Regions from separate parts of the Homo sapiens genome. Here regions 1 and 3 are each linked to region 2. A link is a contact called in ENCODE Hi-C or POLR2A ChIA-PET data. All regions are on one chromosome and are shown on one strand. Each heading gives the region's core, a stretch centred on a gene start or an enhancer-like site at or near the end of the contact. The rest is flanking DNA. Distances are from core to core; before and after follow the strand shown.

Region 1 (4,600 bases), core at 1,539-4,038, 600 kb before region 2:
GAAAGATATACAGTCTGGTTTCTCGGAAACTCCTGGATCATACTGTTCCCTCTCCTCAAGCACACACCCTGTCTGCTGAGTAGAGACAATTTCGGGCCAATAGTGTATTTACTGTAAAGGACCAGCTGCTCCTTGTACCTCTCAGGAGGGAGTTGGGGATCTTAGGGAAGAAGACTTTTTCAGAGGGGCTAGAGCTAGAATTAGCCCTTGGTAAATTTCATTTCTTTCTTCTTTCTTCAGGTGAGACTGTTTCTCCCACCTTTCAGGACCCATAATCACCCCTATTTCCTTTCCTACTGGCAACCAGGGCCTGTTCTTGAGAAGTCCCTCTCTATATTAGAGGACAGTCCCTCTCATCTGTTGCAGTATTAGGCCTGAACTCTTTCCCAGCCCTGGAAACAGTTGGTGCCTGATTGCCTCTAGTTTCCAAATCCTCTTCCATATCCATAAAAGAATAACCCTAAGATATCAATCTCATCTCTTCCTTTCTCCCAGGTTTTCCTTCAGAGGCCTAAAATCACCTCAGGGTCATACTCTTCTCTGTTTTCCAAGTCTTCAGAGACAAGGGAGAGAGGAAAGCTGGAGTGGGAAAATGGGGTTGTGAGCAGCAGCCACTGGAACCCAGCCTTCCAGCCTCCCGGCATCCGGCCTAGTGCTCCCTCCTATCTGAAGGAGGTCAGCCATTGCCCTCAGCCCTGGTCTCTGGCTACTTCTCAATACTGGTGATAAATCCTGTCTTTGTCTCCCCTCTGACCCAGGCCCCAGGCAGGCTGGGGGTCAGAGCTGGGGGAGGGGTCAGTGTGGAGGAAGGGGAGATACAAGGAGAATGGGGAGAAGATAGACAGGAGCAGCTGGTGGGCAGGCATGGGGGGTGGGCAGTGAGGGGATGGGGCTCTTCATTCTACAGATCCTGGACATTCCAGCAGGCCTGCATTCCAAGTGAGAAAGCCAGGATTGCCGAGTTGTGGAAATACCTTTGGAATGGTCCCTTGAGCATCTGGAATACTGGGAGATGGGGGGCTAGTATGGGGTGCCTCAAGGAAAGAGACTGCTGAAAGAAGTGGAAAAATATTGTGGAAATCATCCTATCCATACCGCAGACCCCTGTGCAAATGTGCCATGCGCACACACACACACACACACACACACACTCACACACACAGGACTTATGGCATGAGGGAGCCCCGGAGAGCCAGGCTGCCCTTTGCCTGGCCCCTCCCTAGTGGCCTTCTCTTGCTATGACTTTCCTGTTTCCAACTCTATTCTTTTTCTCTGCTCCCAGTCTTGCCTTCCTTCTTTGTGTCTCTCATTCTCCCAGTTTGTTATTCTCACCGTCTCTCAGCCTCTGCCTCGGTCTCTCAATCACTTTTTCTCTCTCATTTTGTTTCTTTCCATCTTCTTGTCTCCCTCTCGCCCCTCCCCAAATTCTTTGGACGCTGCTCCATCTGTCCTGTTTCTGCCACTCTTCAGCCCAGCCATCCCTCCTACCTCAGTCCCACCTCAGAACCCTGTTCTGACCCAGAGGATACCTTTGGGAGTTAAGATTCCAAGAATAGATGGAAAGGAGAAAAGAGGCTCTGAATGAGTCCCTGCTTTAGTGGGAGGTCTGGGAATCATACTGGGTTATGATATGGCACGGAAGGGCAGGGTGGGCAGAAGGTGACCAGAAAGAGAAGCACAACTAAGGGAGGTAGGGTGAAATGAGAGGGAAGAGATTGAAAAAGAAAAGGCATAGGCCGGGCATGGTGGCTCACACCTATAATCCCAGCACTCTGGGAGGCCGAGGCGGGCGGATCACCAGAGGTCAGAAGTTGGAGACCAGCCTGGCCAACGTGGTGAAATCCTGTCTCTACTAAAAAATACAAAAAAAAAAAAAAAAAAAGCTAGGCATAGTGGCACATGCCTGTGATCCCAGCTACTCGGGAGGCTGAGGCAAGAGAATCGCTTGAACCCGGGAGGCGGAGGTTGCAGTGAGACAAGATTGCACCACTGCACTCCAGCCTGGGCAACAGAGCAAGACTCCATCTCAAACAAACAAACAAACAAACAAAAAAGGACACCAGGCCGGGTGCAGTGGCTCATGCCTGTAATCCCACCACTTTGGGAGGCCAAGGCAGGTGGATCACTTGAGCCCAGGAGTTCAAGACCAGCCTGGGCAATATGGCAAAACATCGTCTCTATAAAAAATACAAAAAGTTAGTCAGGCATGGTGGCACACACCTGTAGTCCCAGCTACTCAAGAGGCTGAGGTGGCGGGATCACCTGAGCCCAGGGAGGTCGAGACTGCAGTGACCTACGATCATGCCACTGCACTCCAGCCTGGGTGACAGAGTGAGACCCTGTCTCAAAAAAAAAAAAAAAAGAAAAGAGAAAAGAAAAGACACAGAATGACAAACACTAAAGAGAGAAGGGTGCGGACTTAAAGTTCTCTCTGTGTGTTTTGGGTCAGTGTGAAGGGGAGGAGCTGAGGGGCATCTCTTAAGTCATATTGAGATACAGGTTCAAAGACAAGGTCTGGAGGCTCAGCCAGAAAGATGTGATGTCCACCAGGCATCCACAATTCTGGACTCTCTGTCACCTACCTAGGAAGTTCTCAGAGACCTTTTTCTCCTCTCCAGACAGTCTTGGAGTGTTGGTTCCTTCCCCATTCACCTCCTCCACTCTGTCACCTCTCTTCCTCCCCCAGTGAGAATGACATCAGCTCTGGCTGCCCCTGTCCTCAGCCCTGTTGCTGATGTACTCTCCCATGGGTGAAACAGAAGGCTAATCACCTTTGCCCCATGCATTCACTCTCTAGTCCAGGAGCTGGAGTTTACATAGCCTAGCACTCTGGAGTAGGAGTGGGAGGAGGCTGTACCAAGAAGGTAGCTGCAGAACATTGTGGGAAAAGAGGGGGCATGGGCATCAGGGGGAGGGAGAGGGAGAGGAGTGGAGGAGGGCACTTGAGGAACAGAGGCAGCAGCAGTAAATCACCCTGTTGGGGGGCTCCCTCTGCCTGAGCTCAGTGGGGTAGGGAAAGAATAGACATAGGGGGGTGGGGGGAAGAATGGGGAATCGCCACATCTGGCAGGCAGGTGTCTGGCACTGTTCAGGCTGTAGCCACTTTCCCAGCCAAAGGGGAGGAAGGGGGAGAGGGGAGGAGGGGCCTCCCAGCATTCCCTGGGAAAGAGGGAAAGGCTCACAAACAGAAAGACAGAGGCTTACAGACAGAAAGAAACCAAGGAAAAGAAATAATCAGACCCTGCTCCCAGGCTCTGCTTCAGTCAGTGCTTGGGGATGTGTTTACTCATAGCCCTGAAAAAAAATTGCTGGCCAAAAGACTGGGTAGGCCAGGGCACCAAAGTTCCATTCATGCTGGAAAACAGAAGGCAGGAGTTTAACCCAGACCAGGCTGGGGAAACTGAAGCTCAGAGAATTCCAAGTTTGAGAACTGGATAGAACTCCACACCATCACAGATCACCACCACCCAGCTCTGGCACTGACACTGCCCCTCCCCCAGGTCAATGCTGTGTGGTGAGTAGGAAGATTAGGATGTTAAGGCTGAGTATTGCTTTTCCCCAGCTCAGACAGGCAAAGACAAAAGAAGTACCTAGTCTTTATCCAAACTCTTGCACTCCAACTTTCAATGCAGGACTGTTGGCAGACGTGGTACACCCAGGTATTTTTCTTTTCTACCTGCTGAGGAGTATCCCATGCACAGGTGCCCCATAGTTGTTGAGCTTAATTGTCAGGTTTTCACAGAAGAGCAGGCAAGACTGGAAAACTCTGGGTTTCATGTTCTGATGCTGGAGAGACTCTCCCCATTCCTGCTACCTTCCTTCCCCCATCCTTTCCCATCTGAGATACTAATTTGGTCTCCCTTGCTTAATCCTGGAATTGCAGGTCCATTTTATGAGCGGCAGAGGTGACTGAGGAGACCCTTCAAACTGCAGTGGAGAAGAGGCTCCCCACACTCCCCCCTCCTTAAAAATCCTGCAGAGGAAGGGGGAAAGAAAACCAAAGCATTCTGTCGCCGCGGCAACCATAAAACCCCCAGCTAAATCCATCTTGTGAGCTCACCGCCCCATTAAGATGCAGGGCCAGGCGCTGCGCCAGCCCAGCCACATTCATTTGTGCGAATAAAGGTGGAGGAGGGGGAGGGGAGCAGGCTCTGGAGGGACGGGGAAATGGCGAGAAGAGGTTATTTACACCACCGTCCTGACCTTCTGGAGCAGCGCTGGCTCCGATAAATAACCCGCTCAGCGCCGTTTCAGAGCAGGAGTGGGAGGTGCAGGAAGTGAGCAAGGGCTGGAGAAGAGCCCCCACGCAGGTGCGCGTCTCTGGGTTACTAATGGCTGAGGCGGGAGCAGGCAGCTGGCTTTGGGGGTGATGGGGGAAGAACTCAGTTCCCTGGGACTCCCACTGAGAAAATACCATCCCCACCCCACCCCTGGCGCCAATTTCCAGGCGAGGGGACGGAGAGATGCCAAGGAGGCAAACAGCCCCGTAAATTAGGGATGGGGGGGCACTGCTAGGAGTCTCTGAGGTAGGAGGGAAGAAATATTATAAGATGGGGAATGACGGGGGGCTGGAGGAACAGGAGTAGCTGCCAAAAAGAGA
Region 2 (4,700 bases), core at 249-2,748:
CCACCCTTTCTTGTTTGGTCATTCCTGGTCTCCCCAGTGCCAGAGTCACAGGACTTGTTCCAGCTGCTCCTGACCAACTCAACTGATAAGCCTTTGTTGAGGGCATGCCCAGAGCTCCATGCCTCTTGGTTGGTCTTGACGACCAGCCTCATCTTACCATGAGCCTAGGAGTTCCAGCAGGGCAGGATTTGTGCTCCTCCCTCTGGATCTCCCCTCAGTGCCCAATACAATGGGCAGCACACACAGGGGAAGGTGTGCGACTCGCTGATTCTGCTTCTTAGGAGTCAGGAGGGAACTAGGGAAAGAAACTGAAGCAGAGACAGAATTCCAGGCCCACACTTTGTAATTTTCCTTTAAAAATCTCAAAGGACACGTGTGTCTCTCTCTGTGTGTGTGTGTGTGTGTGTGTGTGTGTGTGTGTGTGATGTATAGATGGGAGAGAAGTATGATGGTATGAGGTTCTAGGAGTCTGGTTCCTGCCTTGGTGCAGGAGTCTTGGGGGAGCTGGACTCCTAGATCCACTGCAGCCCCCAAGAGGACACAGTCCCATGACTCTGCAGCCCTAAGAGGGCAGCCATACTGCTGAGGCAGGACTAATGCGGGTTGACGTGTCCCTTAGGTTTTAATTTGCTCAGTCCAGTGTGCCAGTCCACATGGTTTCCTTTGTTCTGCAGTTCAGTCCAATCCCGGTCCTCCCTTCTTGTACACACTCAGCAGCACTTCTTGCAATCAGAGCCTAGTGCATTTGTTAGGTTGAACCATTTACAATTTCTGATATTCAATTTTGGGGGGCCTATAAAGTCTGTGACCTTGGTTTTTCTCTCCTCAAAACCCTTTAAGAAAGCTCCAGGCTAGGGAGAGGAGCAGATTGAGGAAAGGCAGAAGGGAAGAGCTAATAGACTAAGTCCCATGTGCCAAGCATGTTACATTCGTTATCACAGCGCTAATTCCCACAACATGAAGCACCTAAAATTATTTCCTACATTTTACAGCTGAGCAAGCCCAGGTTAAGACTCACATGGTGAGGCCCAGGGCTGGGATTCAAACTTAGCCACAGACCCACCGCCACCTAGAACCAGGGAAGTCCCGGCAGAGCCGGAGGGCCAGCAAGCAGTGTCTGCAGCTTCGCAAAAAAGGGAGAGAAGGACACGAGCCAAATTCGACTTCGCTGGTTGGATCGGTCCAGAAGAGCCCCAATTAGTAGGGTGCGGGAGCAATGCCCAACCTGAAACCCGAGGGTAGACGGCCCAAAGGAAGAACCCAGGCAGAAAGAGACAGAGGGTGGAGAGAGGCCTGGAAGGCGGCGGCGGCGGCGGCAGCGGGCAGAGAGGGGCGAGCGGAGGGGACCTTGGAGGGGAGCCCAAGGGGGTGTAGGCAGCGCCAGCGGGCAGCGAGGAGCCCGGCTGCAGAGTCTACCACGCTCGGCATCCGGGGCGGGCGGTGCGGGGCGGAGAAAGTCCAGGAGAAAGTCTGACAACCACGGGGAGAGGGGGAGGGAGAGACCCTGTGGAAGAGAGACGGAGACTGCGGCAAAAAGAGGAAAGGAGGGTTACGGGCACCGAGGGGGAGCTGGAGTCAGCCGCAAGGAGAGAGGGAGCGGGGGAGGAAAAGAGGCGGGAGAGAGACCCTAAAAAGCAAGCTAGACTCTCCAGCCGGCCGCTCTGGTGTGGGGAGGGAGCGTCATCTCAAGGACACTGAAAAAGGCAGGTGGATGGTGCAGAAATGCGGAAGCCGCGGCCCCGGGCGGGCGGGAACCGGCCCGCTGCCCTCGCCCCGGGACGCCCCCGCTCCGCACCCTGCAGGCCCGGATCGCACCCGCACGCACCCCCGACCCCACTCCCGGCCCAGCCAGTGCTCGGCGCTGGCATGAAATTGGCTGCAGCCGTAATGAGTCCGCGCCGCGCGGAGGAGGCTGAGGGCCCACCAGGGAGTCCTGCGCGCCTCGTTTAGCTTGTTTATTGTTCAGGCCTAATTAAAACGTTCCACCGCGCTGCGTTTACATCCGCCCCCCACTAATGAATTCGCGGCCGCCGGGCGATTTCGGAAACTGCCGCGGCCGGAAGGGGGGTGGGAGGCGACAGGGCTGGGGAAAGAGTGAAGGAGAGGACACCCACGCACACCCCTTCCCACTGCCAAAGGAGCCATTAGATCTCTGGCGATTGGCTCCGAGGTCCGAGTGAGCGCCCCGAGCCCCAGCGCCCCCAACCCCTGCAGGCGTTGGGAGGTGCGGAAGGCCGGGCCGCAGGGCTCAGAGGAGGGGCGGCGGGAGGGAGGCCAGGAGAGAGTGTGTGTGTGTGTCCTGTGCGTGCGGAGGCCTGTGGGCCAGGAGGGTATTGCGCGTGGGCACACCTGCTCCGTGAAGCGTGTCCGCGGAGCAGCCTGTGTGCGCAGGAGTGAGTGTGTGCGTGTGTGTGTGTGTGAGTGTCCGTCCCTTTGGCTGCTCATGTGCCTTTCTCCTCCACAGGGACAGTCTGCGCGGGGCTTACAATGTTCTTGTTTCTCCCGCCGTAGCTGTTTGCCGTTTTGCTGTTTGCCTCCTTGTCACGACCTCAGCGACGGCAGATGGAGCCAGTGGAGGGAGAGAGACAGACGGCAATGCTTGGGTAGCCAGGGCTCCCTGCCGGCCCCACTCCTCCTGCAGACACGAGCACGCACACACACACGCGCGCAAAACACACACGCTGCCCTTCGCCACACGTAGCCAAGTAAAATACACAAAAAGCAACTGAGATACCATTCGCACATGACCACATGGAAACACACAAATGAACAAACGCATTCAGGCATAGCCACATGCCAGTCACACAGATGGATAGACAAGAGCCTGGGGTACAAAGCCACATGGCACAAAGCCACCTGGATGTATATGCCCCTACACACGCACACAGAAAAAAACATGCAAACTTAAGTACACACCTATCCAGACAAGTGTGAGTGCACACACACACACACTCACACACTCTACCTGACACGTTAGTGCATCCCCATTGGGCCCCAGTTTCTCTCAGCAAATTCAGATCACCCAGCCTGACTTCAAAACCTGCCCCCTTCCATTCCCCTTCATGCTGGTTCCTGAATCCAGCTCGTTGCTCCAGGCTAGCAAAGCTGTCCACAGCCTCATTTGTGGTTTGCTCACCTGCCTCAGCACCATCAGCCAGAGGTACTCCTGCTCTTCTCCTAATCTATTGCATGCCCTGTTGGGTTTCTCTTTGCACACCTCTCTAACTCCCCCACTCCTAGCAGCCTTCCCTGATGAACTAACTGGCTTGGATTCTGAATTTGCCCTAGTCATTTGCACTTGTTGATCTTTGCTGTGGTGAATGTCAACGGGGTAACTTTGCACCTATAAACATAATGTTGGCAGGGAGGATGACTGTAAGATCCCCAAGGCCAGCACCACTGTGCCCAAGATCATCAGATGCCAGGCCTCATCCCTCCAGTGCCAGGTTGTGAATGCTCCTGGGAACATTACTGCCCAGTTTTAATAGACAGAAAAATGAAACTGGCCCTCAAGCAGCCACTGGAAGATCTCCTTCTGTCATATCTTGCAAGGTTCCCCTTCAGGATTGCCTTTCAGAGCCACTTTGGAGGAGGGCACACCCTCCTCTATGTCTTCCCATTTTCACCTTCTTTTTAACTGGAAATACTGCTCCCCAGCTGGGTCCTCACCTGACTCTCCAGCCTTGATTGCTAACACTTAGGCTGTTTTCAAAAATTAGATCTACCCCTAAAGGATACAAATTTGCCTCTGGTGCAGATGCTCAGAGCTATACTGCAGGCTCTAAAGGTGATCCCCAAAGAGAAATTGCCAGGAATGACCCAGGCACCTGCAGCAGTTGCTGAAACCTGCTATGTTAAAGGAGATAGCATGCATTGGAATAGGTTCTTTGTACTTAAAGAAAATGACAGGGTCACCCTAAAAAAAAAGAAAGAAAGAAAAACTCATTGATTGCCTCCCCAACTCACTGCAGGGTTGTTTCATCAGGTAAACATGATGCTGGGTTGATTCCAGCCCAGCATCTCCAGGTAGATAGGTGCCCTGCCTGCCTTCCCTCCCCATTTCCCCTTAGTCTGCCTCCCTCTCAACAGCCCCCTCTCTCTCCGTGCCCCTCTCGCCCTCCTGCAGTTAGAGGCACTCTCTGCTCCCTGTCTTTTATATATATATATACACACACACACACACACTTCTTGCCTCCATCATATTTCTTTCTCCACCTCTGTCTTTCTCTGACTGTCCTCTGCCAATTTCTCTACTCCCTTTTTCAATATCATTTTCTCTCCCCTTGATCTCTGCTGGGGCTCTGCCATTCTTTTTCTTTCTCAGTCTTTCTCTAACTTCCATCTTTCTTCTGTTCTCTCCCCTACACCCCACCATAACTGCTCCAAGCTGTCCATGCAGAGGGAGGGTGTGTGGCTGTCTGGTTCAGCACCAGACAACTCTGGCATTTTGAAGAGCTTGGAATTGCCAGGTTCCTGCTCACACACACACACAACACACACACACCCATACACACTCACACATATAGGCCTCCCCGCCCACCTGAGTCCCAGGCCCTGGAAGGCCAGCAGAGCCCTCAACCCAGAATCCCCATCTCACCCCCTGCAACCTCTACCTGACCCTTCTTACTGCCTCCCCACCATCACTCTCATTTCCTTTCTCCTTGGAAACCCATCTTCTCCCTCCCCTTCTCTGCTTCTCT
Region 3 (4,334 bases), core at 434-2,933, 540 kb after region 2:
ATCCATCTGACATTTATTGAGCACCTACTATAAGATGGGCACTTGGCTAGGTGTGGTGGCTCCAGCAGGGAAGCCTTGTAGAGCCAGTCCCTGCCTACAAGGAGTGCTCCTTCTGGTAGGGGAGATCGACCTGTGAACACAGACCTCATGTCTAGTTCCCTCTCAAAGCTCTTAGTGATCTGTATGGGCCAGGAGCAAATCCCATTAATATTTTCCTGCTCTCCCTACGGGCTTCATCCTTGCCTTGGCTTCAGCTGTTGTTCCTGCACTCTCTGCTTCTCCCAGTTCACCTCCTCCACCCCTTTCCCAGGATCCACTACTGTGTTGGCTCCTGGTTCCCCAATCACATGCTCTGAGCCTGGCCCTATGCCTCTCTCTTCCAAGTTTCCAGTTGTGTGGACCTTGAATTTCTCAAAGCCTCTTCACTTCTCACCTCTGCTACTTCTCATCCCTACTAATTCTCTTATCAAGCCCTTACTTAGTATGTGCCAGGTAGTCTTGTAGGCAATTGATATGAATTATCTCTTTTAATTCTCACGACAATCCTGTGAGTCTTGCTGGACAGATGAGAAAACAGCTGCAGGCAGGTTTAAGTAACTCAGCTAAGCTCCTTACTACTAGTAAGTAGTAGAGCCAGGATTTGAACTCTAGCAACTTGGCTCCAGAGCCTATGTAGTCAAGCACACTTATATAATGTATCCTGGGTTTTCAAAATGAACAAGTCTGTAATTTCTGGCCTCTCTACAGTACTTACTGCCCCTATTCCCTCCTATCATGTTCCTTCCTATATAAGTAAATGGAGAGATCATGAATTTTGGAGGCAGGCAGACCTGGATTTAAATCCCAGACCAGCCGAGTGTGCCTGTAATCCCAGCTACTCAGGAGGCCAAAGTGGGAGGATTGCTTGAGTCCAGGAGTTACAGACCAGCCTGGGCAACACAGCAAGACCCTGTCTCAAAAATAAAAAACAGGCTGGGCATGGTGGCCCACACCTGTAATCCCAGCACTTTGGGAGGCCGAGGTGGGCAGATCAATTGAGGTCAAGAGTTTGAGACCAGCCTGGCCAACATGGTGAAACCCCGTCTCTATTAAGAATATAAAACGTTGCTGGGCATGGTAGTGCACCCCTGTAATCCCAGCTATTCGGGAGGCTGAGGCAGGAGAATCGCTTGAACCTGGGAGGCGGAGTTTGCAGTGAGCTGAGATTGTGCCATGGGACAGTGAGCTGAGATTGTGCCTGGGAAACAGAGCAAGACCCTGTCTCAAAAGTTAAATTAAATTAAAATAAAAAAAATAAAATAATAAAAATTTAAAATAAAAATCTTTTTTCTTTTTTTTTTTTAAATCCTAGACTAGCTACTTACTAGCTGTGGGACCTTGGGCAAAATTCTTTATTTCCTGCTTCCAAGCCTCAATCTCTGCATCTGTAAAATTGGGGCTTGGGGGAATATTAACCCCTATCTTATGAGATTGTTGTGAGGGTTAATTGTAATATGTTACGTTCAACACATGACAGGGGTTCAATAAATGGGCTTCTTTCTTCCAGATCTCTGTATTGTCCACTCCCTTGGCTCAGCCCCACCCCTATCTGCACCACCTTCTAGATCAGTCACCCCCACCAACCCCAAATCTTCCCCACCCTGGGGAGTGTCACTTCCTCCTCTGCCGTCTCCCAGATCAGTACACAAAGGCTGCTGCTGCCGCCAGAGGAAGGACTGCTCTGCACGCACCTGTGAGTACCAGGGCACCAGCCCTTCTGCCTCCTCTCCTTACAAGCTCTGGCCCACCTGGTCCCAACCTCTTGGGAAGAGGGCTCTGACCTGGATACCGAGGGTCCTGTCCAGACTTGAGAAAGGCTCTGAACTCCTTTCTGCATTCCTAAGATCCCCTGACCTGGTTCCCTCCTCCAGTTTCACAGTACCCCCACCTCCACCTCTCCAAAAGCCCAATCTCTCCTGCATCAGTTTCCCATGAGTGGGTCTGGAGGCAGGGATGTATATGAGTGCTGTCATCTGAGTGCCTGCCATGTGCCAAGGACTATACCGAAGTAGGGCAGGTATACCGATTATACTGAGGGAGGGTTCTTCCAACATCACCCCCAGCTGCTATCCCTAATGCTCTGCCTTCAGCTCAGACTTCTTCCTAATCGGCACCTTGGTCACAGACTCCACTGTCCTGGGACACTGAGGCCCAGCAGCTCAGTTCCGTCCCCTCCTTGTGACTCCCAGTGGGCAGCAGAGGGTTCTGCTTGATTTGGAAGGTAGGGATGGGTTTGGAAGAGGCTCTGTTTCTCAGCTGCTGAGGGGGGTCACAGGGTGTGTACTGGAGTCAGAATGGAGTCCAGAAAAATGGAAATAACCACTTGGTCCCAGAGAGAGAAGGGAAGACTGCAGAATACCCCTAAGGAAAGAGAAATGGGATTAGGCAGAGCCCACCAGGGCTAGTGGGGAGAGAACACAACTTTTGATGGAGATAGTGCCTGGGTTGGAGGGAGGAAAGGAGAAAGCACAGCAGAGGCCTGGCCCTGCCCTGTCCTGCCCTGCCCCTAGTTCACTGGGTGACCCTGGCCTCATGGAATTTAGGTTTCCATTTGTAAAAAGAGTGGGATGGAGTAGTAGATTCAGCCATTCTATAGTTAGGAACAGAGGGGAAAAGGAAGTAAAATAGCCCTATGAAGAAGTGGAGCAGAGAAAAGCAGCAGAGAGATGCAATAGAAGTTTTGAAATGAAAGGAGCCAGAGAGAGACAGAGAAGCAGACAGAGAAATAGGTGGCAGAACATGTATTCTCAAGGAGGGGAGAAGAGAGGATAATTGGAAAGAAAGGTAGGAAAGGGCTGTCCAGGAAGTCCCAGGGCCCCCTTTAAGGGGAGATGAGTGGGCCTAAGGTCTCTGAAAAACCTATGCGGCAGCCGGGGCTCCACTTGTGAGAGATGAGTCAAAACCCGGCTTTGGGTTGCAGCATCTCCAGCCTCCCTGACCACAGGCATGCAGAGCAAGCAGGGCTGAGGTTACGCTGAGGCTGAGCTGGGACTGGCCTCTCCCCGAGGGGTGGAGGCTCCGTTATATATGGCGCCTGAGGTCACAGGTGGTGGGGAGCAGGACCAGGACATTCAAGGACTCAACACCCCACCCCTTTCCCACACTCTGTGCAGAGTATCTGGACCTGACTCTGGGCCCAGGCTGAAGAAGATGCAAATGGTTTATGACAAGGAGTTAGTTGGCCTTTCTCATACATTGCTGATGGGAATGTGGACCAGTACAAGTCCTGAAGAGTTTATGTTGGCAATACCCACCTATATATATATATTTCTTAGCATGAGAATGTAGATGAAATACACACCAGTATTACAAATGATACCTATCTAGTTATCCTGCACGTCCTCTGCTAGGGATTTATCCTACAGATTCAGTTGCAGACGTGTGAAATGATAAATACATGACATTTGGCTGGGGGTGATGGCTCACGCCTGTAATCACGGCAATTTGGGAGGCCGAGGCAGGTGGGTCGCTTGAGCTCAGGAGTTCTAGACCAGCCTGGGCAACATGGGGAAGCCCCATCTCTGCAAAATAATACAAAAATAATTAGCCAGACATGGTAGCATGCGCCTGTAGTACCAGCTACTCGGGAGGCTGAGGTGGAAGGATCAATTGAGCCGGCAAGGTCAAGGCAGCAGTGAGCCATGATTGCACCAGTACACTACAGCCGGGTGACAGAGCAAGACCCTATCTCTCAAATGAATAAATAAATAAATACATACATTACTTTTCATTTCAGCATTATTTGTCATAGGGAACTAGAAACAATTTAAGGCCAGGCACAGTGGCTCATGCCTGTAATTCCAGCACTTTGGGAGGCCGAGGTGGGTGGATCACTTGAAGTCAGGGGTTCGAGACCAGCCTGGCCAACATAGTGAAACTCTGTCTCTACTAAAAACACAAAAATTAGCTGGGTGTGGTGGCTCACACCTGTAATCCCAGCTACTCAGGAGGATGAGGCACACGACTCACTTGAACCCAGGAGGCAGAGGTTGTACATCACGCCACTGCATTCCAGCCTGGTCGACAGAGTGGGACTCTGCCAAAAAAAAAAAAAAAAAAAAGGTAAAGAAAAAAGAAACAAAGATAGTAGTAAATGATATTTATTTAGGGTAGGTGTGGGAACTGGGTATGGCATATGGAGTAGGAGATTTCTCACCATCTTATTTAACTTTTTGATTTTTAAAATGGTAAGATACACAAACATTTATCATTTTTACCCCTTTTAAGTGTACAATTCAGTGGCATTAAGTACATTCACTAATTCCAGAACTTATTCATCACCCTAAAATGAAACT

The links. Hi-C counts contacts between places; a loop is a spot of excess contacts on that map. ChIA-PET counts read pairs that join two places held with the same protein, here RNA polymerase II (POLR2A). Pooled maps may share reads with other maps.
Region 1: a loop to region 2 is called in a pooled map, with 3 times the contacts of the local background. The contact joins the promoter of GPR84-AS1 here to the promoter of CISTR in region 2. A Hi-C loop is called at or near these places in 2 of 37 single-sample maps with no recorded cell type and 4 of 50 pooled maps. POLR2A ChIA-PET finds 5 or more read pairs at or near these places in 1 of 52 experiments (naive thymus-derived CD8-positive, alpha-beta T cell).
Region 3: a map of OCI-LY7 shows a loop between it and region 2 (8-fold over the local background). The contact joins the promoter of ITGB7 here to the promoter of CISTR in region 2. A Hi-C loop is called at or near these places in 1 of 168 maps with a recorded cell type or tissue (OCI-LY7), 3 of 37 single-sample maps with no recorded cell type and 4 of 50 pooled maps.

Annotation. Positions count from the first base shown.
Region 1 is chr12:54,351,879-54,356,478 of GRCh38, reverse strand. It overlaps GPR84-AS1 (GPR84, ZNF385A, ITGA5 and GTSF1 antisense RNA 1), which reads right to left and starts at 2,788. Exons shown (of 4, transcript NR_120487.1): 1 at 2,583-2,788. It also overlaps a transcript of GPR84 not described here.
Region 2 is chr12:53,748,777-53,753,476 of GRCh38, reverse strand. CISTR (chondrogenesis-associated transcript) reads left to right here and starts at 1,498. Exons shown (of 3, transcript NR_186108.1): 1 at 1,498-1,703; 2 at 2,512-3,160. All of the region lies in intron 1 of LOC105378250 (a long non-coding RNA gene), which reads right to left. RefSeq lists a silencer at 1,649-1,918 and enhancers at 2,535-3,123, 4,684-4,700.
Region 3 is chr12:53,204,600-53,208,933 of GRCh38, reverse strand. ITGB7 (integrin subunit beta 7) reads left to right here and starts at 1,683. Exons shown (of 16, transcript NM_000889.3): 1 at 1,683-1,732. RefSeq lists an enhancer at 3,554-3,643.